3 separate regions of the Homo sapiens genome follow, and regions 2 and 3 are each linked to region 1. The links are chromatin loops, found by intact Hi-C in ENCODE. Cell type or tissue: dorsolateral prefrontal cortex. All regions are shown on one strand. Region 1 has its middle 100 kb from the start of LINC02744. Region 2 overlaps NECTIN1 (nectin cell adhesion molecule 1). Region 3 has its middle 19 kb from the start of LINC02744.

Region 1 (8,000 bases):
GGGGCCATTGCTGTCTCTATGTGCATGTGGACTCCAGGGTTCTCAAACTTGGCTGAAGATTAAAAATCTTTAAAAAATTTTAGATCGGAGCCTTTAAAAATCTCAGTGCCCAGGCCACACCTCATTCCAATCAAAATGAGAATTTCTGGGTAGGACTCCAGGCATTAGGGTTCTGGAAAGCTCCCGGGTGATTCCAACCAGTGGCGCAGGTTGTTGGCCTGTGAGCACCCCTGTGGGCCTGCGCAGGAGGAGGGAAACTGTAGTTCCTTCTGAACTGCTGCCTCTAAACTCAGCTCAGAAAGACTCACAACACTATTCGAGGCAGGACCAGCCCTGTGATCTCTTCTCTGCCATTCTCCTTCCTCCAAGCCAAGACCTGGAGGCAGGAAGGACTCCCGCTTGCCTTCCTGTGGAAGCCTTCGTTGGGTCCACAGTGCTTTCCACATGTGCAGGGACCTTCTTGTCTGTGGGGCTGAAAGGCCCCTTTCATAGAGAATGGACACTTCGTACGGTCTGGAGGGCCCTCAGTGACCCTTGGAAGTTCACCAGGGCTGGCTGGCTCATCGACAGGTGGGCTCCCAGTGTCTGTCCTGGTCAGGAAATACTTTCAGGAGAGAGTCTATCAGACCCATGCTGGAGTTTTGCCAGGGTGAAGGGGCTACATTGAGGACCCTTACGGTAGAAAAGGGGCTGGTGCCCAGCTCTGGGGGCAGAGCACCAGGTAAGGGCTAGTGGAGCCCTATCTGGTCATAGAAGGGGTGCAGGATCTCTTTGGGAGCATCTGTCACCCACTGATGACGTGGTCCTGTGCGTCCCATGGAGAGGGCAGGTTTTCAGGTCCTGGGGATTCTGAAGCATGGTCCATGGTGCCTGGAGGTTACAGACAGCCCAGTTCTCTCTGTAGTGCCTGAGGGCTCTCCACCATCACCCTACCCCACAAGGGTCGGGGTGGGGCTGGGAAGGACCAGTGCTGACACTCTGCAGACTGCCACATAGGACGAGACGGAGTACCCGTGACCAGAGGATACCCTCCACTCAGGGTGGTGCAGCCCCCTGGAGGCCCCGTTAGAGAGGGCCTAGTTGTCTAACCAGGCTGCGTCCACTGCTAGCTGATCAAGGGCTTCTAATGAGCTCTGGGCTCCCCAGGCTCACCTGGAGACAAATAACCGGCTTGGCTTCATGGTCCTCTTGGCCATCCCTACCCACACCTGCCTGCTCACCTCAGCTTCTTTCTCCTTTCCGCTCACCTCTGGTTTGTCAAAAACTTGTAGATCAAGCTGAGAGACAAAGCCCTCACATTGATTCACTGAACCTTACGACTGCTTTGAGTAGAAATGTGAGACTAGGTGCAGTGGCTTATGCCTGTAATCCCAGCACTTTGGGAGGCCGAGGTGGGTGAATCACTTGAGGTCAGGAGTTTGAGACCAGCCCGGCCAACATGGTGAAATCCCCATCTCTACTCAAAATATAGAACTTAGCCAGGTGTGGTGGTGGGCACCTGTAATCACAGCTCCATAGGAGGCTGAGGCAGGAGAATCACGTGAACCTAGGAAGTGGAGGTTGTAGTGAGCTGAGATCGTGCCACTGCTGCACTCCTGCCTGGATGACAAAGTGAGACTCTGTCTCAAGAAAAAAAAAAAAAAGTGAATTTTCCAGATGATCCAAACAGGAAAGGCAAATTTTAATTTTGGGTCTAGCCACTGTAGTAGCCATTATTTAACCTATTTTAGCCACTGCATTGTACACATTAAATCCCCCCAACTCCCCATTTTACAGGTGAGGAAAGTGAGGTCCCAGTACATACAAACATTGACTTGACTCAAGAGCCCACACATGTCATTGCTGTGTTCTGTGTGACCTCCAGGATCCTTCACACTAAGACCTAGAGGTCACTCTCATTGCCCCTGGAAGGGACCAGAACCCCTGTCCCTGGGAAATGGAGGACAGACTTCTGTAGTTGGTTGGATCAACACTGTCCACTGAGAAACAGGACACCTAGAAGCAGGAGATCGGGGGAAGAGAAGCCTTGGCAATGCCCTTTTTGACCCGCTGGATGAAAATGGCCTAGTGGGCTGAACCCCGGTTTGGGCAGGAAGGCGAGATTTGTAGGCCCAAGCCGGCTCCCATCTCTGAGGCTCTCCCCAGCCTGCTGGGACATTTGAGGAGGAGGCTAATGTCAAAGATGGAGTGGCCCAATTTCTGTTCAAATCTGATATGGGGAGCCAGGAGGAGGGGGACGAAGGTGTGAGGAGAGGGTGGGCCCACTTCTCCAGCCGCAGCTTCCCTAGATGAAGCAGAGCAGAGAATCCCCAACTCTGGTCTCACACGCTGGGTGACTGAATTTGAGATAAGCATCTCATGGTGTCCCTCTGTTAACATCTTCTACATCGTACTTGTATCCCATCTTCACTTACTAGCTGTGTGATTTGGGGCAATTTCTGTTTGTCAGTTTCTCCATCTGTGAAACAGGTATAATAACAGTATCCAGCACCCAGGGTCGTAGTGAGGCTTAAACAGTTAAATGTGTGTAAAATACCCAGCACAGTGCCTGGCACACAGGCAGTACTCGGTCAGTGTTAGCTAGTAGTAACAGGTCTCTTCTGAGACAGAGTAATTTCTTTTTCCATAAGCGACACTTTGGATAGATCAGAGAACTTTCTTGCCTGTTACACAGGCTAAGACACGTAAGATTATTCTACAAAGAAAACAGAAGCATCTCCTTCCTGGGACCCTTGTAGAAACTATTGTGTTTCAGGCAAAAATGATAATAAACATGTGTTGAGGGCCTACTGTGTGGTGGGCACTTCTGTGTGCGTCATCTCATGGAGCCCTGCTAGCCCTCTGCAGGTGTTTTCCTTTTATAGAAAAGGAAGCCCAGGCTCAGAGGAGGTTAAGTGCCTTGCCCCAGTTACAACTATGGTCCGAGCCTCCTCGCCCCTGCCTGCACCCGGCGACAGAAGATGGACAGACAGTATGACCTTCAGAAAACCTCTGTAACCCGAGGAGTCTCACCTGGGCTTGCTCAAGCCATCAGCAAAATGGAGATCTGAAAATAATCATGCTCCATTCAGAGTGTTTCTCTTCTCTCTCAGTAATACATTCTCCCGACATCCAGCAGAGCAGGGGGGTGGCCGGCCCAGGGCACTGACTGACATCTCTGAGCAGAGCTTTTCAGTGGACGGAGCGCAGACGGCATTGCGTCTGCAGAGGCCCGCGGGCAGGGTGATTGCTGGGCTCCCGCAAGAACAGGCGGTCCTTGGAGGCTTTTGACTCACACTTTGTAAATTGGTTTCATGCATGGGCTAACAGTGGGGGCCTGGCTAGATAATAGGATTTTCCAACACAGCTCTTTCCCCCTCATCTGCAGCCACCCAAATCTCCGTGCAGAGTGCCTGGAGGGGACGTGATGTGCTTGGCAGGGAGCGCCACGTCAGGCTCCACAGTCCTGGTTGGGGTGATGCGTGTCTAAGAGGCCATGGTTCAGAGCAGTGTCGGAGAGCAGCTTATGTGCTCCACAAGTAAGGATGGGGGGTGTCCCAGGCAGGCACCCACAGCCAAACCTTTCCATGGTGGGTGGGTGTGTGGGGGTTCTCAGGAAGTGCCAGGTCCTCAGGAAGCAGCCTGTGGGGCCAGGCTACTGCTCACGGCTGACTGCAGGGTACCACCAGCCTCGACTGTCCACAGCAAGTCCCTCCATGCCCAATCTGACCCAGAGGGAGGCACATCAGAGCCCAGAAGCCCAAGCAGCCCAAGGGCAACCATATCCCAGAAGCAGACATTCGTGAAAGTGTTGCTGGAGAAGCGTTCTCAGGAGAAATGGGGAGAAGGAAGGAAATAAGGATGTGGTCTGGGCCCGAGATCAGCTTCAGTCTCAATCCACCGGGAGCTTAGGAGCACAAATGATACCACAAGGTCAGGCTCACCTTGAGGCAAGGGGCCCGGTCTTTTTTCCCTACTGTCTGTTAGTCGGTCATCAGCTGTTGGCTTAGGGCAAGGGAACTGAGAAGGCATGTAGCTAGCCTCTGATGGCAGGCAGCTCCTACTCAGCTCAGGTGAATTATCCAGAGAAGGGGCAGCTGGGGGCTTTAGTGGCCAACACACACAGGGGCTGGGGGATGGGCTGCACCCATCCAGCAAAGGGGACTTGGGGGGGTACCAACATCCCTGCACCATGCCCATGGGAGTACAGCCAGGGCACAGCTCAGCTGGAATGCTGTCAAGAGCAGCCTGGTGATTCTGACTTGTAGAAAGCTAGAGGGCCGACGTGCCAGACAGCTGTACAATGGGCAGTGTCTGTGACAGCCTCAGCCATCCCCCAACACCCTTACGCTGACACTACAAAGCCAGTGATTCTCAAATCTGCCCTCTTATCTTTTCCCAGCAGGGCCACAGGGCTGCAAGTTTCATCAAGGGCAGCATCTGGGAGCCTCTGCCCAGGGCCCCTGAAGCCAGGGCCAGCCCCATCTGCACGAAGGCACACAGACACCTATCAGAGTTAGTCTGTGACGATCCAAAGCCTCCTACCCAAGAGCCTTTAATACAAGTTTGCTGCTGAAACACAAATATCCGCCTTCGATGCGGAAGAGAGATTAAATTAGGAACAATCTTAATTCTTTCTGGCAGAGGGAAGCGAGCGAGAGCTGTCAGTTCCCCAGTGATAGATTGTTAAGGAAATCCAGGTTTAAAGGCATTTCATAAGTTTGCTTTTGCCTGCTAATAAAGAGAGTCAGCTAACGGAATCCGATCACCAGGCGAGATCGTAATGAGATAATGCAATGTGTTCCACAGAGACCCAGCCAGCTCCTTGAAATTCCTCCGAGAGAGTTTCTGAAGTACCACGTTGTGACAAGGAAGGAAAAGTAAGAGGAAAAGAGAGAAGGGGAAATGGGCATAATTAGCCAAGTAGATTAGGTGATTCAACAAAGGTCATACGGTCTCAGCAGGCTGAGGGGCTGTGATATTTATCACCTACCTCCCACCTGCTTCTTGGTCTCCTGGCCTGCGTGCTTTCTCAGTGAGACGAGCAAGCTCAGACTCATGTTCCTGGAATATGCAGAGATTGGAGGCCTGATCACAAGCAAGGTGCCTGGAGTCCTCACCTGGTAGCTGGGAGTGGGCCTCAGCGGAGTCTCTTCCAATACCCCAAGGGTTTGAGGGAAGGGGCTGTGTTCTGAGGGACCCTCAGCCTAGGCTTGAGGTCACTCAGCCCCACGTCCAGCTGGCTGTCAGCTGCGCACTGAGTGTTCAGGTTGGGTGGCTGCGATAGCTTGGGCTCTGCTTTAAAGGTGTTTGGCCCCTGCCCTGGGGGTTGTTCTGGGGCTGAATTACACCCTGGGTTTATGCCGTGGTCTGGGCTGGGCTAACTCTGTGTGTTCACCTGGACATCAATGGTCAACCTATTTGGCAAACCAGAAAAGCAGACTCATCCACATGCAAAGAAAATGTAATTCCGGGCTTAAGGCAATAAAATAAACTTCCAAACTCCTATTTACTATTTCAGCAAGCTCAGCCCCCACACCCACTCGGCTCTTGTCACCACCCTTGTAGGCATGGACCACCTTTTTTTGTTCTAAAGGACTTTGAGAATCTGAAGGCTATGAAAACCTCTTTCCAGAAAAAGTGCAGATACACATAGACACCAAGTTGTCATGTAATTTTAGGGGCTTACAGATCCTGATCCTGAATCCTAGCTTTCAAAACTCTGGAGAGGAGGGGGTGATCCTCTCTTTGGTGCACCCTGTGCAGACAGATGCAGCCCAGGCAGGAGGCCGTCTGGAGCTGGTCCGGCCCTAGAGACAGGGAGGGCAGTTGCATTTCCTGTACTGCCCAGATTGTGTTTCCAGGCCTCTGGGTATCTGGGGTGAAAGAGAAGCCAGTGGCCAGCAGGGCAAACAGTGGTGACCGTGGAGGCAAGAAGTGAAGGCCAGGGATGGTGACTCGCAGGTGCAGGTGGCAGCCCACATGATTGTCTCTTATCTTGTGGGATCTGTCACCCCCCCTCTGTTCCCTAAATGGCCCAGTAGATGGTCCCTTGGAAGGAAAAGGGCTTTTGTACATGCTTGGAAGGCAGCACAGAGTAGGTGCTGGGAGACCAAGTCCTCTGCTATAGCCAGAGGGAGAAAACCCCAAGGGACAGAATGGTGCTGGCTACATGGGAGAGGTAGAGGTAACTGAGGCTCTGGAGCCTGGAAGGACTCCCAGAGGGAGGATGGGTATGGGGTATTGGAGACTGCTCACTTCCTGCCCGGGGACTGGAGGGACTCTGAGCTGACTGTATCCATAAGTTTAGACACAGCCGTTGGCGTTGCTGCCTAAAAGGGGCTTCTTTCTCTCAGTGATCACTAATGTATCGTGTCCCTGTAATTGTGTATTGTATTTTGGCGTTGGTGCATCCAGAGGAGATTGGAAATCCAGATCGAACCCTCTGTCCCTGGCAGGACATCCATCACACACTGAGGGGACTGGGTAAGGTGAGGGAAAGGGGCAGAAAGTCAGGGGGTGCTCAGATGCAACCAGAAAAAAGTGGGGAGCCAAGCAGGGGAGGATTTTCTCTGGATCTCGGAAACCTTTGTGGCCCAGTGCCCGGCTAGCAATGCTTACACTGCTCATGTGTCTGGACTTGCAGAGAGGATCAGGGTGTGGGGAATGGGGGCCCTGGCATCCCAGGGGCCTAGACTTGTCTCTCAGTCATTCAATGACGAGCATTACTTGGGTACCATCTTATGCCAGATACTGTTCTAGGCACTGGGGATACCACAGGAAACAAAATAGACCACGTTCTTGGAGTAGGTATGCTAGTGGAGAGGCTCAGGCATGGATCCTGGTCTGCACATGTGGGGACCAGATGCCCCACCATCACCAGATAAGCTCCCCAGCCTCCCGCTCTTGCAGGGTGATAGGATAGACCCTTCCTCAAAATGGATCAGGGGAAGAGCTACAGGGCCTCTGGCCCCCATCCTCCCACCTCCATCTCCTTGAGCTAAGAAGACAGACATCAGGGTCCATCTCCTTCCACCACCCACCTCACCAGGGTCTGGGTCTGGCTCTGGCAGGACTCGCTGAATGGGCTGTGGCTTGTCACTTCCCTCTCTGCTCCTTGGCATTCTTAACTCTAAGATGAGGCTAATGACACCAGCTCCAGGTGTCATCACATCACCAGAATTCTATTAGGACCATGGAACCCACAAAAAGTCTGGTCGGAGAAGAGACTTCAGGAATCCTTGAGCCCAATGGCCTCATTTATATAAGAATAAACCAAGGTCCGCAGTGGCTCCTACTGAGATCTTGTCTTAGAACGCTCCTGATGGATGAGAGGCTCTTTGTAAACATGAGGGGTTGTTTTGCTACTTTTGCTATTTTTCATTTGAGGTCCACTGGCTGGCCTCCCACGGCCCAAGCAGAGAAAGGAGGCATGAGCCAAGAGTCCCCTGTGGGTCCCCAAGTCCTTCATTTGTCCTCAAAGACCTTGTTGGCCTCAGGCCCCATGGAGCTCCCCCTGCTGTGACTTCCCAGTCCCTCTAAGAGGACGGAAGCTGTTTATTGCTTTCTTGCATGGTAGGGGAGGCTGGAGTTATAGGCTAATTAAACCACAGACAGATTCCTCAGCAGTTGGCTGGGACCATAAGTGCTGTTACAACAGTAAAAGGCCAGAGATGACAGATGGAGCTTTTCCAGGATTATGTCACCACCGACCCCGAACATGGCCTCCACTGCACCCCTCAGCTTCAGGGCCATGCTCCATAGGGTGATTGCTCTGCACCAGGGAAGTCTATAGACGATTAGGGGAAAAAGCAAAAACAAAAGACAGGAGTGGAACGGGCTTAACCCAAACGCAGTGTCAAGAAGTAGCAACCTGACCACACTGTGGTATCCCTGAAAGAATAGGAACCTGTCCAAGATTCTTCTCAAAGGGAGAGCAGGGATGTTCTTCCCAAAGTCGAACTGAAATCCCTTCTGCTGCCAAGACAGCAAAGGGATGGGGACAAGGAAGATGATTTGCC
Region 2 (8,000 bases), 220 kb after region 1:
TCAGCACAGAGAAGGGGGAACCTCAGGGAAACTTTCAGAACACGGTAGGGCCTGGCTTGGTGAAGCCAAAGATAGACTTATTCAGCAAGCATTTCTTGAGTAGCTACTTTATGCTGAGCACCAGGGATACTGCAGTGACCTAGAGACCTGGCCTGTGGCCTCTCGAGCGGAAGAGAGGGGAGCAACTTACTGCACTGACCATGGGTTTTGGGGCCCTCAGAGGAGCCTGTGTTGCTACAATATCCCCGTCACGCTGAGGAGGTGAGTGAGCATAAGCCCCAAATTCCCACTCTTGGATCCCAGACTCCCTTGGGGGGTCATTTAGATCCTCCCCCTGCCTTGGGTCAGTACAGGTCCTGGTGTTATTAATGCTATTGATGACGCTCAATAAAGTGAGTGAAGTAAGGATACAAAGACATGAAGTATACAAATGACAGCAAGGACACGGCTTGTGGGGAGTTGCAGGACTCAGGAGAGAGCTGGAGTGTACAGCCTAGTGCTGAGGACAACCGCCCCACGTTAAGGGAGCTGAGCCAAGTTCAGGGGTAAGGAAGCCCAAAAAAAGGACATTCTAAAGGGGATAACACAACCCATGTGGAGACTGGAGGGAATTTCACTCCCTCCTTCTTGCAAATGTCTGCTCTCTTGACTTCCATTGCAATTTGTGTAGTAACAAATATTTACTAGCATCTGCTATGTGCCAGATGCTGCACTGGGCACTGGGGATACAGAGATGGAAAGGACAGACCCTGCCCTTGGAGGAGTTCACAGTCTGGTGGAGAAATCAGATGTGTAACCACCACCTTCCAAGGCAGGAAAGAACCAAGGTAGAGGTGGCCAGGTTAGCTCTGGTGGGGAAGATCAGGGAAGCTCCCAGGAGGAGGTGGCCTCAGGGGGCCATCCACAGGTGGAGAAGGGGAAGGGCCATCTAGGTGGAGGGAGCTGCCTGGGTAAGAGTCTAGGAGTGTTGGGTGGATAGGCTCTGTGCTCCATGGAGGCCGGGACTCAATTGCTCCTTGATATGACCCAAATGCTCACACTAGATCCTGGAATATGTCACTCGGCAAATCGTGGCTGAATAAATGGGAGGAAGAGGGAAGGAAACCGGGAATGTGGCATGTTCTGAGGATGGGCCCAGTCTGGTATGGTGGGAAAGTGTGGCTGATGGAGAGATGTGGACAAGAGGCAGGTGCAAGGAGGTCTTGCCAAGAGAAGGCATTTACATTTGGCTGTGAAGGCCATGGGGAGCCAGCGGAGGCCTGGCCTTATGCAGTGCCCACTTCCCTCTGCCTAGCTGGGTAAGAGGGGCCCAGCTAGTGCACCCCAGGGGATGGGGACTCAGCTGCGAGGGAGAAGACAGCAGGGGTGGCCATGATGACAGCCACCGTGGGCCTTCAAGCTCATCCAGAGCCTCCTGCCTCTGACGCACCTTCTCGTCCATCACGCCATTTGTTTCCCCCAGTAACCTCGTGAGGTAGAGAGGACTGGATTCTCCACCCCATATAACAGAGGAGGAAACCAAGGCCCAGGAAGACAAAGCAGCCAGTGCATGGCTCCTAGGCTGGGGCTCTGCTCGAAAAGCAACCAAAAATGAGGGTGCAGACGTATGTTTACTAACACAGAGTGATGTTTATAATCTATCCCTAAGTAAAAAAGCAGCTTATGGGATAATATGTACAGCATGATTCTGACTTTTTAAAATAGATAGATGGTTATGTGGATATACACAGATATAAAGTAAAAGGAGATAGATCCTTCAAGATTATCCTGAGCGGAAGGATCATGGGATGTTGTCACTTTCTTCTCATGATTTTTCAGTGTTGCCTAGAGTGTTTTTATAACAAGTAATTAATATTTTTACAATCGGAATAAAAACAATAATGACTGCTATAAAAGACAAGGCCAGAGCACAGGGAACTGTGTGGGTGGGGGGAGGCTGTGCCTGACACTGACCACTTGCTGCCATCCTCCTGGCCAGGCGTCCACTCCCAGGTGGTCCAGGTGAACGACTCCATGTATGGCTTCATCGGCACAGACGTGGTTCTGCACTGCAGCTTTGCCAACCCGCTTCCCAGCGTGAAGATCACCCAGGTCACATGGCAGAAGTCCACCAATGGCTCCAAGCAGAACGTGGCCATCTACAACCCATCCATGGGCGTGTCCGTGCTGGCTCCCTACCGCGAGCGTGTGGAATTCCTGCGGCCCTCCTTCACCGATGGCACTATCCGCCTCTCCCGCCTGGAGCTGGAGGATGAGGGTGTCTACATCTGCGAGTTTGCTACCTTCCCTACGGGCAATCGAGAAAGCCAGCTCAATCTCACGGTGATGGGTAAGCTGCCCTGGGCCCCCTCCCTGTTCATCCAGAGGCCTGTGACCTCGGGGCGTGGCCATCCTCAGGATGCCTCAATGACCCCAGACATCCCCCTTGGGTGGGCATGCTGCCATCATTCTAGGCATGAGGCTTCCAGTCCCTTCTAGCCAGGCCACCCCACAATTCACTAGGGATTAGGGGCAGGGGCTTATCTCTAGACAGTGGGGAACGTGATTCTTCAGGTTGAAGCCCACAAGGCACTGTGCTGGCAGCAGCATCAGACACCACGGTAAGGAAAGGAGCCACCTGCGCTGCTTGCCTTAGACATGCTGGGACTCCAGGAGGCCTAAGCTCGATGACAGGGATATGACTAGTAGGGCAGGGAGGACATAACGTTAGACATGATGAACTTCCTGCAAGAGGTTCTGGGACAGTCTTTGGTGCAGCACAGCTGAGAGGCAGGGATGGCCAAGGGGACCTGAAGACAAGGCCTGACGGATGCCACGCCCTTTTGGCCGGTGCATCTTGGACAAGTCAACAGGGCTAGTCCCATCACTCTCTCTGCTTCCTCGCAGCCAAACCCACCAATTGGATAGAGGGTACCCAGGCAGTGCTTCGAGCCAAGAAGGGGCAGGATGACAAGGTCCTGGTGGCCACCTGCACCTCAGCCAATGGGAAGCCTCCCAGTGTGGTATCCTGGGAAACTCGGTTAAAAGGTGAGGCAGAGTACCAGGAGATCCGGAACCCCAATGGCACAGTGACGGTCATCAGCCGCTACCGCCTGGTGCCCAGCAGGGAAGCCCACCAGCAGTCCTTGGCCTGCATCGTCAACTACCACATGGACCGCTTCAAGGAAAGCCTCACTCTCAACGTGCAGTGTGAGCAGGGCTGGCTGCCAGGGGCCTCCTGGGGTGGGCGCCACTGTCCCTCCTCCCTCCTCCTCTCCTTTCTCCTCCCTTTCTCTTTCTGGGGGTGCTTTCTTCTCCCCTCCTGTCTCCCCTATCTCCTCCCTTTGCTCGTTTTCTCTCCTCCTTCCCTGTCGCCCTCCTGTTTCCACTCCCGGGCTCTGTGATTGCCACCCTCCCACCCACACTTCCCTCTCTCCTGGCTGTTTCCATGCCACTGCTCCTTCCATCCCTTCCTGGCTGAAGTTCCCTTGTTCTAAGTCCCGCTCTCCTGACCTCACCCTCTTCAAACATCCCTTGCCCCACAGATGAGCCTGAGGTAACCATTGAGGGGTTTGATGGCAACTGGTACCTGCAGCGGATGGACGTGAAGCTCACCTGCAAAGCTGATGCTAACCCCCCAGCCACTGAGTACCACTGGACCACGTAAGTGCTGCAGGGCTGACCAGTCACCTTGGAAGACAGCTGACTGGACCACGGGTGATGAGGGGCAACCATCCTACCTCCAGGAGCCTTTAGGCAGGGAAGAAATTAGGGTCTGGGCTCAGTAAGAAGCGGGGCCATGAGAGAACAACCCCCACCCCCAACACACACATATACATTACGTCCATGTGTGACAGTGTCAAGGTCAATGGAACAAGCTATTCTGCCAGAGGGGTTTCCTTTGTGATCTGCTTCCCTCCCTCTTCCTAATAAAGAGTTTTGTCGTTTTCCTTTGGTGATTCAGTCTGAGTCACTCCCACCCCAACCCCCCAGTATTTATTTTTATCAAGGTGTCCCCAGGGAAGCCAGTGTTCTGGAGCATCTCAGCTCTTTCTTTGTCCCTATTCCTTCTCTCTGGCACCCCCAGATTCTTGGGGAGGAGGCAGCAGCCAGCCTAGAATGCCTGTGCTCATGGAGCACGTGCCCTGCGGCCCACCATCCCCTTCTTGGCCTCACGGTCTTCGCCTTGCCTTGCCTTCGCCTTCTCCCCTCCAGCCGGCTCTGACAGCTGGGGCCAAGGCTCTTCCCAGAGAAGAGCTGGATGGAACACACAGAAAGACAGGGACGTGGGGAACCAAGGAGAAGGTTGATATGGGTGGCCAGGAGACAGCTGCCCAGAAGGAGTCTGCCTTCTTTTTCTGGGGAGCAGAGGGCACTGGTATGCCCTACCTATGATCCTCCACTTCCTGGAATAAAAAGTGCTTCTGAAGGTGTGAGTGGGCAGAGCCTGCTGGCTGGTTTCAGCTCTGTGGACCCAGGAGCTGCTAGGTTCAACAGAATAGCTTTGTGGCCTTTGAGGGTCAGGAGGAAGGAAGAAGATCCTTTGTCCTTGGCAAATTTGCAAGTCACTTCCCACATGAAAAGGTCCTGTGACATTCCCAGCAAAAACACAAAGTAGTGGAATGGAACATACTTCCTATCTCGTTACCTGAGTGGCTTGTCAAATACAGATTCCCAGGTCTTTGCCCCAGTGGTTCTGCTTCAGGAGATCTGGGGTTAGAACCAAGGCATCTGTATTATTATTTTTTTTTTTTTCTTTGAGACGGATTTTCACTCTGTCACCCAGGCTGGAGTGCAATGGCGCAATCTTGGCTCACTGCAACCTCCGCCTCCCAGGTTCAAGCAGTTCTTCTGCCTCACCCTCCCGAGTAACTGGGACTACAGGCGTGCACCACCACACCCAGCTAATTTTTGTACTTTTAGTAGAGATGGGGTTTCACCATATTGGCCAAGCTGGTCTCAAACTCCTGACCATGTGATCTGCCTGCCTCGGCCTCCCAAAGTGCTGGGATTACAGGCGTGAGCCACCACACCTGGCTGGCATCTGTATTATTAACCAGCTGCCCAGGAGACCAAGGACCAACAACCATGAGACGTGAATGGAAAGTAGAAAGAGCACTTTACCAGGAGTCCCGAGAATTGGCTGGAGCTCCCATGCTGCTGCCTGCTAGCTGTGGTTCCCTGGCCTTGAACCTCAGGTTTCATCTGTTAAGGGGGACCGGCACCTACCTAGCCTGCCTATATTCCCATATTATGATCAAATATGAAAAGCTGAATAATATAAAACTACCAAGTGAAAGAGATTATTATTATTATTTTTCTTCCTTCAAAGACAGACTCTACCACACAAGCTCAGCAAAAGGCTAGGGGGCCTGGAGCCAAGTGGGTGACCCAGGAACAGCTTCTTGAGGCTGGAGAGTCATAACCCTACGCTGTGTCTCCCACTTCCCACAGGCTAAATGGCTCTCTCCCCAAGGGTGTGGAGGCCCAGAACAGAACCCTCTTCTTCAAGGGACCCATCAACTACAGCCTGGCAGGGACCTACATCTGTGAGGCCACCAACCCCATCGGTACACGCTCAGGCCAGGTGGAGGTCAATATCACAGGTAGGAAGCTGCATCCTCCCCAGCCTCTCCGCACCCACGGGTTCCTTCGCCACCTGCATCCCTCACCTTTGAGCAATGCCACTGCAGGAAGATTATCTCCTTTTCCTGCTTCTCTAGTTCTCCCTTGAGCTCTGGCCATTGGTTTTGCTTTGCTTTTCTCTTTCTTTCATTAAAGGGTGCAAATGAGACAGTCAGGGTGACCCCCAATCAGAGAGGGGCAGGAGGAAGGCTCTGAGAGGGAAGAAGGAAGTGCTGTTTACAGCAATGCTGTTTTGGGGGCCAATAGAACCTGCCCGTAGATCTGCCAGCAGAACACGCTGTGGGATGCTGGCATGGTGGGGATAGGTTTGCAGGTGGAGCTCATCTCCTCCAAGCTCTGCACCTGTGGTCAAGGACCTCTTCATGGGCCAGAAAGTGAGGCTTACCTCAAGCAGGGAGACTGGAGAGAAAGCGAAGATGTAGCCCAAAGCCATAGTGCTTTGTGTGCCCTGCAACTGAGCTTTCCCTGCAGCTTTCTGTCAACTTATCTATCCGGGCAAAGGGAGGACAAGAGCTAGGATGTTCTGAGGAGAGACTTCACCTGGGACGTGAAAGGAGCATGGGCTTGATGTCAGACAGCTGTGACCCTGGACAGGGCCCCCCCCACCATCTGTAAAACGGGGACAGTATGATGTACCTTGAAGGGCTGTTGTCAGAATTCTACGTGATGTAAGTCAAGCACCTAGCACAGATCAGTCTGTCAATAAATGGCCAATGTTCCGTGATTATTACCCTGACCTCCATCATCATCATTATTATTAATGGAAGCATCAAAACAAGTCCACACAGGGGTAAACTGCCATCACAACTTCACATGGGGAGCGTCTTTTACAGTGGACCTGAGCTATCTGCAGGGTGACAGGGTGACCGAGTGTCTTAAAAAAGGAAGTGGTGTCCCACTGTGACTGAGATATAGGAAGTAACATGCTCAGGGACACAGAAGACTGGTCGGCAGTTGCTGGGCTCCGGCCACAAAGCCACTGCACACCTGCAAGCCACGAGGATTCATGAGCTCTGAGCCAGTGTCTCGGGAGTGGGAGACCTCATTTGTGGGTATATTTAGGACACAGCTGCAGAAAGAGCCACGTGAAGTTGTCCAGGGTCTGCGCCTACCTGTCCTCAGAGCCGTTCTGTCACGTCTCTCACCCAGGGGCGGGAGTGTGGAGCCACCTGCTGTTGTCTGCAATCCCTGGCCTTGGCCCCGAGACTAGTCATAGGAGGAGGAGCATCAGGGTTGGAGCCTGGGGAAAGCTGGGGGGTTTCCACGGGTTGGCAGGTGGAAGGGGCCGGTGTCACACACTTCTCCCCAGCGGGGAAGGTCCAAGTACAGCTCAAAATGAGCCTCATGGTTACCCAAGCTCCAGCTCTGAGATACTGGGGGAGTCAAGGGGGAGGTGGGAAGGGCAGGGCCTGTGTTCCATGTGGAGTGGCCATAGGGAACATGACCACCCCTCAGGGAGGCACTGTCACATGGGAGACAGCACAGACCTGGCCTGAGTGTTCACACACTGGCTCTTCCTAGCTGTGTGGCCTTGAGCAAGTGCTTCACCTCTCTGAGCCTTGGCTTCCTAACCTCTGATATGGGGATACTCACACTTGTCTCAGGCTTCTTACGATCATGCAGTACTCCCTGCGTGGTGATACCTTCCCCTGATGGTGGGCTATCAACATGTGAGGGGTGTGGGCTGGGGGCAGGAGGGCCGGGCCACCTAGGGTCCCAGCTGGAAGAGGGACACAACATGGCTCTTGCTGGCAGCCCCGTTAGGCAGGAGCCAGGGACGCATGGCACTCACTGAATCATTGATAGGCCCAGGCGCTGAGCGGCTGGCCTCTCTCGGAAGGGACTCTCAGCCCCCTCCAGAGGACTCAGGGAGTTGGCCTGAGCCTTCTCAGGGCTGTTTGTTCTTGTGCTCTCAGGCAATTTCCAAGCAGCAGCTGACCTCACCACCCTCCATTCCACGTCGGCCCGTGCCTGCCACATTCTCTGGGGAGCCCACCCCGCAGGGCACAGCCATGCCCTTGCTCTAAGCCCCACTGGTCCAGAGGGAATGCATGAGCGAGAGGGATAAGTGGAAATTTAATTTTTCATTCTGGGCATTCGTTCGGGTAATAACTTTACCCTGGGCACATCTGGAAAGGGAAATGAGGAGTGACTGGGGCAGGGCAGAAGGTGGGCAGCAGGGGGTGTGCTGGAGGGACACGCATATGCAGAACACGTGTGTGCTGGGCCACTGCACACCTGCGCAGACTCGCTTTGGCATGGCTTCTTGGGGACCTGGGCCCCTGAGGAAGGAGCACTGAGTGGTTGCTGGGAGATGAGTGAGTAGGCAGGGCTGGAGGGCGGGATGCCCAGGCCAGGGAAGCATGGGAAGGAAA
Region 3 (8,000 bases), 84 kb before region 1:
GCCATCCCATGGTCATAATCTAAGTGGTGGAGCTGGGTCAGAGCCCCAGGCCTCTTCCGGCTCCCAGTTCCATTCGTATTAAACCGAGGGGAAATTTCTGGAGAAAGCAGGACTGCCATTGCAATTGAAAATAACAGCATGTTATTTTAAAATGCAGCTGGGGAGGTCCAGGTCTGAGATCAGGAAGGTCATCTTGGTATAGAAGGTGTCAGAGGAGAAGAGGTGATTGAGGGAGGCTGAGTGAGCCCCTCCCTTTCGGAACGTAGAGGCTTCCGTGCACCAGGGGAACAGCCTCTGGAGTCCACTGGCACCCAAGCCACACCCTTGCCAGGGACAGCCTGGAATGGGGCTGCTTGTTTGCCACATCTCCTGAGGGCAGAATTTCTAGCTCATTCATCCTGGAGCTTCCTCTACTACCTGACTCCAAGAAGGGCACACAGTAGGTGTGCAACAACCTGAACTGCAGGCTTCACGAGGGCAGGAACTGGGCCTGCTTTGCTTATTCCTATAGGCTAACCCAATGCCTGGCACATAGTGGGTGCTAAATAATAATACTGATAATGATAATGAGTGAGTGAGTGAGCAAGTGAATGAACAAGTGTTTGTTGCATCAGGTGGAATGGTCTCTCCTCTTCTGACCTCACCCTCCGGAGCCAGCAGTGGTGCCCACCCTTTCTGACAGAGGGGCAGTGACCCATGGGATGTGGACAAGGAAAAAAGCTTATTGCTCTGGCCTGCTGGGGCTGCATCTTGGGACTCTGGGACCCCAGCTCTTAGACCAGAAATGGAGCTCCTCACCCCTGAAGCTCTGTTGTCTCAGGAGTCACTGGTGCAGGAGAGGGGTCAGTGGCCTCAGATGTTGGGAGGAGGAGGGAGGAGAAGAGGGCGAGGGAGGGTGCCCCTTCTCTGTCTGCCGGCTCAGCCCTCCAGGCTCTGGTCGTGTGGTGTCTTATCTTCCTGCTCATTCTTCTCATTTTCTGACCAGCTGCTGGGGCAAGAGGGACCTGGGCCTTGCCTCTGCTTGTGGGCACCTATCTGGGCTTGGGGAGGGTGGAGAGGGCACACGCCAGTCCCTGGTTGTGGAAAAGGACACTCCTACAGGCGGAAGCACGGAAACCCATCTTGTGAGATTCCCCCATTGTGGCAAACACAGAGGGGGCTGGTGGTCGCCGGGGCGTCCCTCACTCCCTGTGTTTGAAATGGGTTTCAAACTGTTCTGAGAATCATTATGGAGAAAATCAAGGACCTCCTGAAGGGCAGGGGGCTCCAGGGAGCTGTTGGGAGGCAGAAGTCCTCTACCGGAAGACTTGAAGATGAAATGAACATGGTGCATCAGATGCGTTTTGAATGTGAATTCACGCGAGCCGCTTCTCCCTGCCGGGGAGCTGTGTGCCTCAGCAGTGGAGCTGGACCCTCCTTCACCACCTTCTCCATCCTCACCTTGGCACCCTTTACTGGTGCCTAACCGACTCATGACCTCAGGGAGGGTTTTGCCAGCACAAAGATGCTTTCCAGGGGCTCTCCTCCCGGGACTTGGAATAATGCAGTGTAAACCTCGCCACGTTTAACAGCAGACACCGCGTTTCTCACTACAGCTTTGTCCCTAACTGGCTGCATGACTCCGGACTAGTCACAGGCTCAGACACTCAGTCCTGTCTTCTGCAAGGTGGGGACAATAACGACGGCACCCCCTTCCTGGACATTCCTGCCCTGGGAGGCCTCATGAGCAGAGGCCAAGGCGTTTCCTCTTTGCTCCCTCAGCCCAGCACAGAGCCTGGCCCAGGGGAAGTGCTGAAGGATGAAGGGTAATCAGGAGGGGCAGATCAGCGGCCCCATGGGATAGTGTGTAAGCGCTCCCACACAGGCAGCCTCAAGGGGACCCTTCTGCCCCAGTCTGCGTCTGCCTCCATGGCCTTTCTTCTCTAGGCATTTCTGAGTCAGGCAAATCTGCCCTGCCCCCTTACCTCCTTCCCACATAGCCCTCTCCTCTTCCCCATCCAACAGACCTGCTGCAGTCCCTCCCTTTCCTGTCCAGTTATTTTTCCATCTCCACAACCAGATGCCAGCCTGTCTGTCCGGTCCCCCCAGGCCCCTACTCCATTCCTCTGTGTTGGCTCCTCCCGCCTCACCAACATATCTCCTGGGAGTGGGGGCAGCCTGCTGGCCACACCTCTGGACCCAGCCTGTCCACTATCTCCTGGACTCTGCATGGGCCTCCAGTGCAGGCCCCTTCTGGACGTCCTCTCCCTGTCAGCCAGAGTGAGCCTTCTGAACTGAAAGCCTGACTGTGCAACTCCCTTGCTTAAAGTCCTTCAGAGACTTAGCCGTTATCTTTTTGTTTAGTGAGTTAGTCACCAGGTGCTCGGGATAAAGAAGTCCTAACCCCTGGACATATACACAAGGTCCTCTGTGACCTGCCCTGGCCCAGAGCTCCTGCACCTCCCTAGGCTCCAGGCATGCGGGGCTGCTTGCAGGTCCCAGAGTGCTCTGAGCGCACTCAACGGCTTCCTGCTGCACTCTATCTTCTCCCTCTTGCTCCACCTGCCCCTTGTGGCTTCATTAACTCATCTTTTAAGACTCAGTTGTGATATCACCTCCCGCAAGAAACCTTCCCTGAGTCACAAGGCTCCTTCATATTCAGCCATGGGCTTCTACGGCATCTCTGCGTGTCCCAGCATACTTGCCATTCTGTAAGCTCTGAGCATGACCCACCAGGCTCCCTCTCCTCTGTGAGCACCACGAGGGCGGGTCCACAGCTTATTCCTCATCACACCACCAGCACCCTGTGCTGGGTCTAGGTGTTTGTGTGTCCCTAACAGTCATACGTTGGCATCCTAGCCTCTAGAGTGATGGAATTAGGAGGTGGGGCCTTTGGGAGGGTGGGGCCTTCATACACGAGAATAGTGCTTTTATAAAAGAGCCCACAGAGATCCCTTGCCTCTTCCACCAGATGAGAACACAGAGAGAATGCCCTCACCAGACACCAAATTTGCTGGTGCCTTGCTCTTGCACTTTCCAGCCTCTAGAACTGTGAGGAATAAATGTCTATAGTTTATAAGCTACCTAGTTTGTGGTATTTATTTTATAGCAGCCCAAATGGACTAAGACACCCTGCATACAGTAGGTTCTCACAATAGGGATTTTGAATGAACAACCACATCCATTGACCCTTGCTTTTCTTTATTCTTAAGTATATTTTTAAGTTGTATGCCCTGCAGCAGGGGCAGGCCTACTGAATAATGACAGGTATGATTAATTAAGTACTTAGTATTTGTCGAGCATCTGCTAAACTCTTAACATTCATTAACATTCTCATTAAATCCTCATTACCTGAGGTAGGTACTACTGTGGGTAATTATCTCCATTTTCCAGATAAGGAAACGGAGGCTGAGAGGGGTTGGCTACCTTGCCCCAGACCACACAGTGAATGACTGTTGAAGCCTGCACTTGAACCCAAATGTGTCCAACTCCAAGGCTCGGGCACTTAACCACTGGGCACACTGTCACCACCCACCCCTGGAGGAGCCCCCCGGCCTAGCCCCTGAGAAGCCAGTGTCAGATGGGAGGCAGCTCGGCTGTCCTGGCCCCTTACCATGTCTTGGCGTCTGCAGTGCTCTGTGGTTGCTGTCCCTCTGTACCAGGCACCCCCTGCACACACATCAGAGGGAAGGCTTGTCACTCCAAGTCCCAGCTGGCTTCTTCCTGGGACCGGCCCAGCTGTGGCACAAGAGGTGGTGGTGCTGTTTCCTCTTGCGGGTGGTGGGCAGGGAGGGTGAGTCTGGGCCCCGCTCCCCACTGGCTATCTGTTGAATGACAGCAAGCCAGAGTGTTTGGGTGGGTGGTGAGCTTTGAGGGCCCACCGGAGACTGTTAATTTTGGCTCTGAGTCCGCAGTGGAGCTAAATGACTGGAAAGCTCCCTCGAGAGGGATGTGTGCAGCCAAGGCAGCTGCAGCTCTGATAGCTCCACCATCTGCCAGCGCCGAGATCAAGTCACTTACTGGGCGTCCTGGCGGGAGCGGCTTCTGTATCCAAGCTGGGAGGGGCTCCGAAGCCAATCACTGCCCGGTGGGGGGCCAGCAGTGTTAGATGCAGAGGGAAAATGCTTCAAAGCCTTCCAGGGCCCCAGGAACTCGCACAATCTTTCCAACTAGGGAACTCATCTGGGAAGCAAATTCCAGGAGTAAAGAGGTGGATTTCTTCTGCCTCATTTCCAGGGAGGAACTGGCCCCAGGCTGGGGGTGGGGTCTCGTGGGGTGGGTGAGTGTCTTTCCAGACTCTCCCCATGTGTCCGACAGGGCAGCCCAGCAGGGCCTGTGCTTCTAACTTTCTGAGTAGGATTGGATTCCAAGAAACAGGAACCAGAATTTGTCAGAAACGCCTCCTGGAGGGAGAGTTTGCCCCCAGAGTGGGTATGCTATTATTGTACTATTGTTGCACCTTATACTTGGGCTTATATTTGAATACTTAGAAAGAAATCAACACCATGCAGAGGAGATCGCTGGGAACTCAGATTCACAGGTCTGCAGTGGGGTCTGAGAACTTGCTTTTCTCACAGCTCCCAAGTGATGCCGATGTTGCCTGTCCTGGATAATGTGGCTTCACCCTTTACTGGCTAGAACACATCGTTGAGTCTCTCCAAGGCTCATTCCCTCACATGTAAAATGGTCATGACAATAGCCACCTATAGGCTGCCGAGAGGATTAATGAGCTACCATATGTAAAGTCTCAGTGAGTTGGGGAAGACCCTGTGGTAAAGCACCTGACATGTAGCAGGTGTTCAATACAGGTGCCTTCTCTTCCCTCAGTCGAGATGATTTTGCACTCTTAATTTCATGTGAGCCAGTGAGGCGAGCAGAACAGGAATTGCTCACCCCTATTCTACAGATGAGGAGCCACTAGTGCACTGACTTAGTGGCTAAGGTAGACCCCAAGATTCTTGCTGAAAGCTCAGTGTTCTTCCCACCACAACACTTTTTTTCTGGTCAGATGAGAGATTTATGTGTCTACCAGATGAGGAGCAAGTCGATACTAATGATGAAAACCCTAACAATACTGCAGAAATCTGTGTGGGACTCTCACTGGGCACATAGCCACAGCCGGCCTTCTGGAGTCCTGGGAGACAGCTCGGAACTTGGAAGACAATGTTCCATTACATGGCTCCCCTCTGGGCCTGCCTGTATATTGATCTCAACAAGCATTTCAGGGAAGAACAAATGCTGGGGCCATCTTCCCCCATGGGGAAGGAGGCAAGCGGATCAGAGATGAAAGGTAGAGCTGCTGTTGTCCCGTTTGTGGCCCAGGGGCCTGTCTTCCTCCCTGACCCCAGCCATCAGAGGTATCTAGATAGACAGGGCTCAGAGAAGACAGCAGGAGGGACCTCTGGCCAGACTCCACATCTGTCTGCCACAGCTCTGAGGGGCTTGGAACGATTCAGCACATTCTTCCCTTCTTCCCCAGCCTGCCCAGCCACATGTTGGCCATGGCCTCTCCAGCTGCCCTCTCCCCTGCTCTGGACGAAACCTGGGAAAAACTGTCTGGGGCCCCTGGAGTTTCTGATGCATTATGTCATTTACCTCGTCAGGCATTCTCACTCACAGATGTCAGTCCCGGTAGTCAGAAAAGCAAATGGAGCCCCAGAAGACAGCAGAGGGCACACTGGATCCCAGGCTGGGGATGTGATCTTGCAGCCTGTGTGATGTCTTGGGGTTGAACCCTGCTCAAGCCAAGGCCTCCAGTTCCCATTTGGACTCTGTCACAAGGGAATTCCACATGGCATTCCTGGATTTCACATTTCCATTTCAGCTATTTGTGAGTGTCCTCAAAGTCCTCCATCTGCAGCCATTTGTCATTTTGCTGAGACAGGAAACTGAGCCCCATGTGCCATGAGGCTGGTGAACAGCAGCAAGCTTCAGTCAGCAGGGAGTCAGGCCCAGGCCCCCTCTGCCTCTCAGACCAGCTAGGTTTTTTTGTTTTGTTTTGTTTTTTGTTTTTGAGATAGGATCTCATTCTTTTTGCCCAGGCTGGAGTCTGGAGTGCAGTAGCACAATCACAGCTCACTGCAGCCTCAACTTCCCAGGCTCAGGTGATTCTCTCACCTCAGGCTCCTGAGAAGCTGGGACTACAGATATGTGCCACCAGGCCCGACTAATTTTTTTGTATTTTTTTTTAGTAGGGATGGGGTTGCGCCATGTGGCCCAGGCTGGTGTTGAACTCCTGGGCTCAAGTGATCCACCTGCCTTGGCTTCCCAAAGTGCTGAGATTACAGACATGAGCCACCGTGCCCAGTCCTGTCTTTGTTTTATAGAGGAGGAAATGAAACCACTGTACGGCATTGTGTGGTTGAAAATATGGAGATGCATTCACAATAGCAAAGTCAGAGAACCAACCTCTGTTACCATTCACTGATAACTGGATAAAGGAAATGTAGTGTGTGTATGTGTGTGTGTGTGTGTGTGTGTGTGTGTGTGTGTGTGTGTAAAATGGAATACTATGCAGCCATGTAAAAGAATTTAAAAGAATGAAATCATGTCTTTTGCAGTAACATGGATGGAGCTGGAGACCATTATCCTAAGTGAAATAACTCAGAAACAGAGAGTTACATACTGCATGTTCTTACTTATAAGTGGGAGCTAAACAATGGGTACACATGGACATAAAAAGATGGAAACAATAGACATTTGTGACTCCAAAAGGGGAGTGGGGTGGAAGGAAGTGAGGGTTGAAAAATTACCTGGGTGCATGGGTGCACCAGAAGCCCAAACGTCACCATTATGCAGTAGATCCATGTAACAAACCTGCACATCTGTTCCCTGAAGCTGTAACTATAAAAAAGAAAGAAAACGTGAAGATAGAAGACACCCTTAGGTTTCCTGTTTCTCAAAAAGGCTCAGGGTCTCCTGTACCTTATTTTTAGAGACTCCCCAAGACTTGTGGAAAAGGAAGAAACGACGAAGACTAGACTCTTGTTGTAAAGTTCACAACATCGGCGGCGTTTCTAGAAGAAACATCCAGCCTGTCTCCTTTCCAGTTATGAGGTCCAGGAAAGAGACATCACAGCCCCAGGGAGCCCCTTCCACCAGGTCAGGGGCTAGTTTGCCACTAGATTCCTCAAATATTCCACTAGAAGGGCATGGCTTTGGCGGGGCACCAGGCCCCCTAAGATCTTAGACTACCTGCACCCCAACTGTCAGACTGTCCCCTAGTTAGCTCCAGCACCACCCCAGGCAGGGGCACATACTCCAGGTCCTGCCATCAGCATAACGACCCAGTCTGACATGCACTTTACAGTCATGAAACACTTTTACCTGTGTTGTCTCACTGGACCCACACAACAAAGTAGAGTAGGATGGGTGTCTGTCTTAGTCCTTTCAGGCTGCTATAATGAAGCATCACAGATTGGGTGGCTTCCCAGCAACAGACATTTATATTTCTCACCACTCTGGAGGCCTGGACATTCAAGTTCAAGGCCCCAGCAAGTTTGGTGTCTGGTGAGGAACTGCTTTCTGGCTCATAAATGGTGGTTTGTCTCAGTGCCCTCACATGGCAGAAGGGCAGAAGGATAAACAGGCTCCCTTCAGCCCTTTTACAAGGGCACTAATCCCATTCAGGAGGGCTGCACCCTCACGACCTAATCACCCCCAAAGGCCTTACCTCCTAACACCATCACTTTGTGGGGGTAGGATTTCAACATAGGAATTTTTGAGCGACACAAACATTAAGACCATAGCAGTGTTGTTATTGCCAATGTACAGATCAGAAAACCAAGGAGCAGACACTGGGCATCCTGCCTAAGTCATAGGAAGAAAGTGGGGACTCCAACTGAGGTCTTCCAAATTGTGTAACAAACACCACCTTCTCTTAATAATCTACCAGTGCTCCCCATGATACCTGACGAAATGCAGAAAGCCTTCATGGACGTAATCTCATTTTAATCTCATAACAACCCTGTGAGGCAAGCAGCAGTAGGTGCTATTATCCCCATTTTACAGGCAGAGGATCT

Evidence for each region. Hi-C counts contacts between places; a loop is a spot of excess contacts. Peaks named below come from ENCODE experiments on the same cell type or tissue, not always from the same donor. Only the 100,000 strongest peaks of a DNase experiment are listed, where the experiment ranks them.
Region 2: it touches region 1 in a loop (2.3-fold over the local background); 2 of 110 quality-filtered maps call a loop at or near these places.
Region 3: a loop joins it to region 1, with 11 times the contacts of the local background. A loop is called at or near these places in 4 of 110 quality-filtered maps.

The regions. Positions count from the first base shown.
Region 1 is chr11:119,887,899-119,895,898 of GRCh38, reverse strand. No RefSeq gene overlaps it. Among named protein-coding and RNA genes, the nearest start is that of LINC02744, 100 kb to the left of the region's middle. RefSeq lists an enhancer at 2,950-6,878. In dorsolateral prefrontal cortex, a CTCF peak has its summit at 4,324; DNase peaks (open chromatin) are centred at 3,178 and 4,258; H3K4me3 peaks cover 1,273 bases; H3K27ac peaks cover 3,011 bases; H3K27me3 peaks cover 922 bases.
Region 2 is chr11:119,672,744-119,680,743 of GRCh38, reverse strand. It overlaps NECTIN1 (nectin cell adhesion molecule 1), which reads left to right. Exons shown (of 6, transcript NM_002855.5): 2 at 1,979-2,329; 3 at 2,887-3,189; 4 at 3,525-3,642; 5 at 5,434-5,585. Among named protein-coding and RNA genes, the nearest start is that of NECTIN1-AS1, 33 kb to the left of the region's middle. RefSeq lists enhancers at 3,731-4,025, 6,546-6,595, 6,616-7,165. In dorsolateral prefrontal cortex, a CTCF peak has its summit at 6,761 (motif pointing left); a DNase peak (open chromatin) is centred at 6,804; H3K27ac peaks cover 4,380 bases.
Region 3 is chr11:119,971,745-119,979,744 of GRCh38, reverse strand. No RefSeq gene overlaps it. Among named protein-coding and RNA genes, the nearest start is that of LINC02744, 19 kb to the left of the region's middle. RefSeq lists enhancers at 805-1,679, 3,834-4,516. In dorsolateral prefrontal cortex, no CTCF peak of the experiment used is centred here; DNase peaks (open chromatin) are centred at 2,812, 3,694, 3,984, 5,104 and 1 weaker place; H3K4me3 peaks cover 2,966 bases; H3K27ac peaks cover 6,336 bases.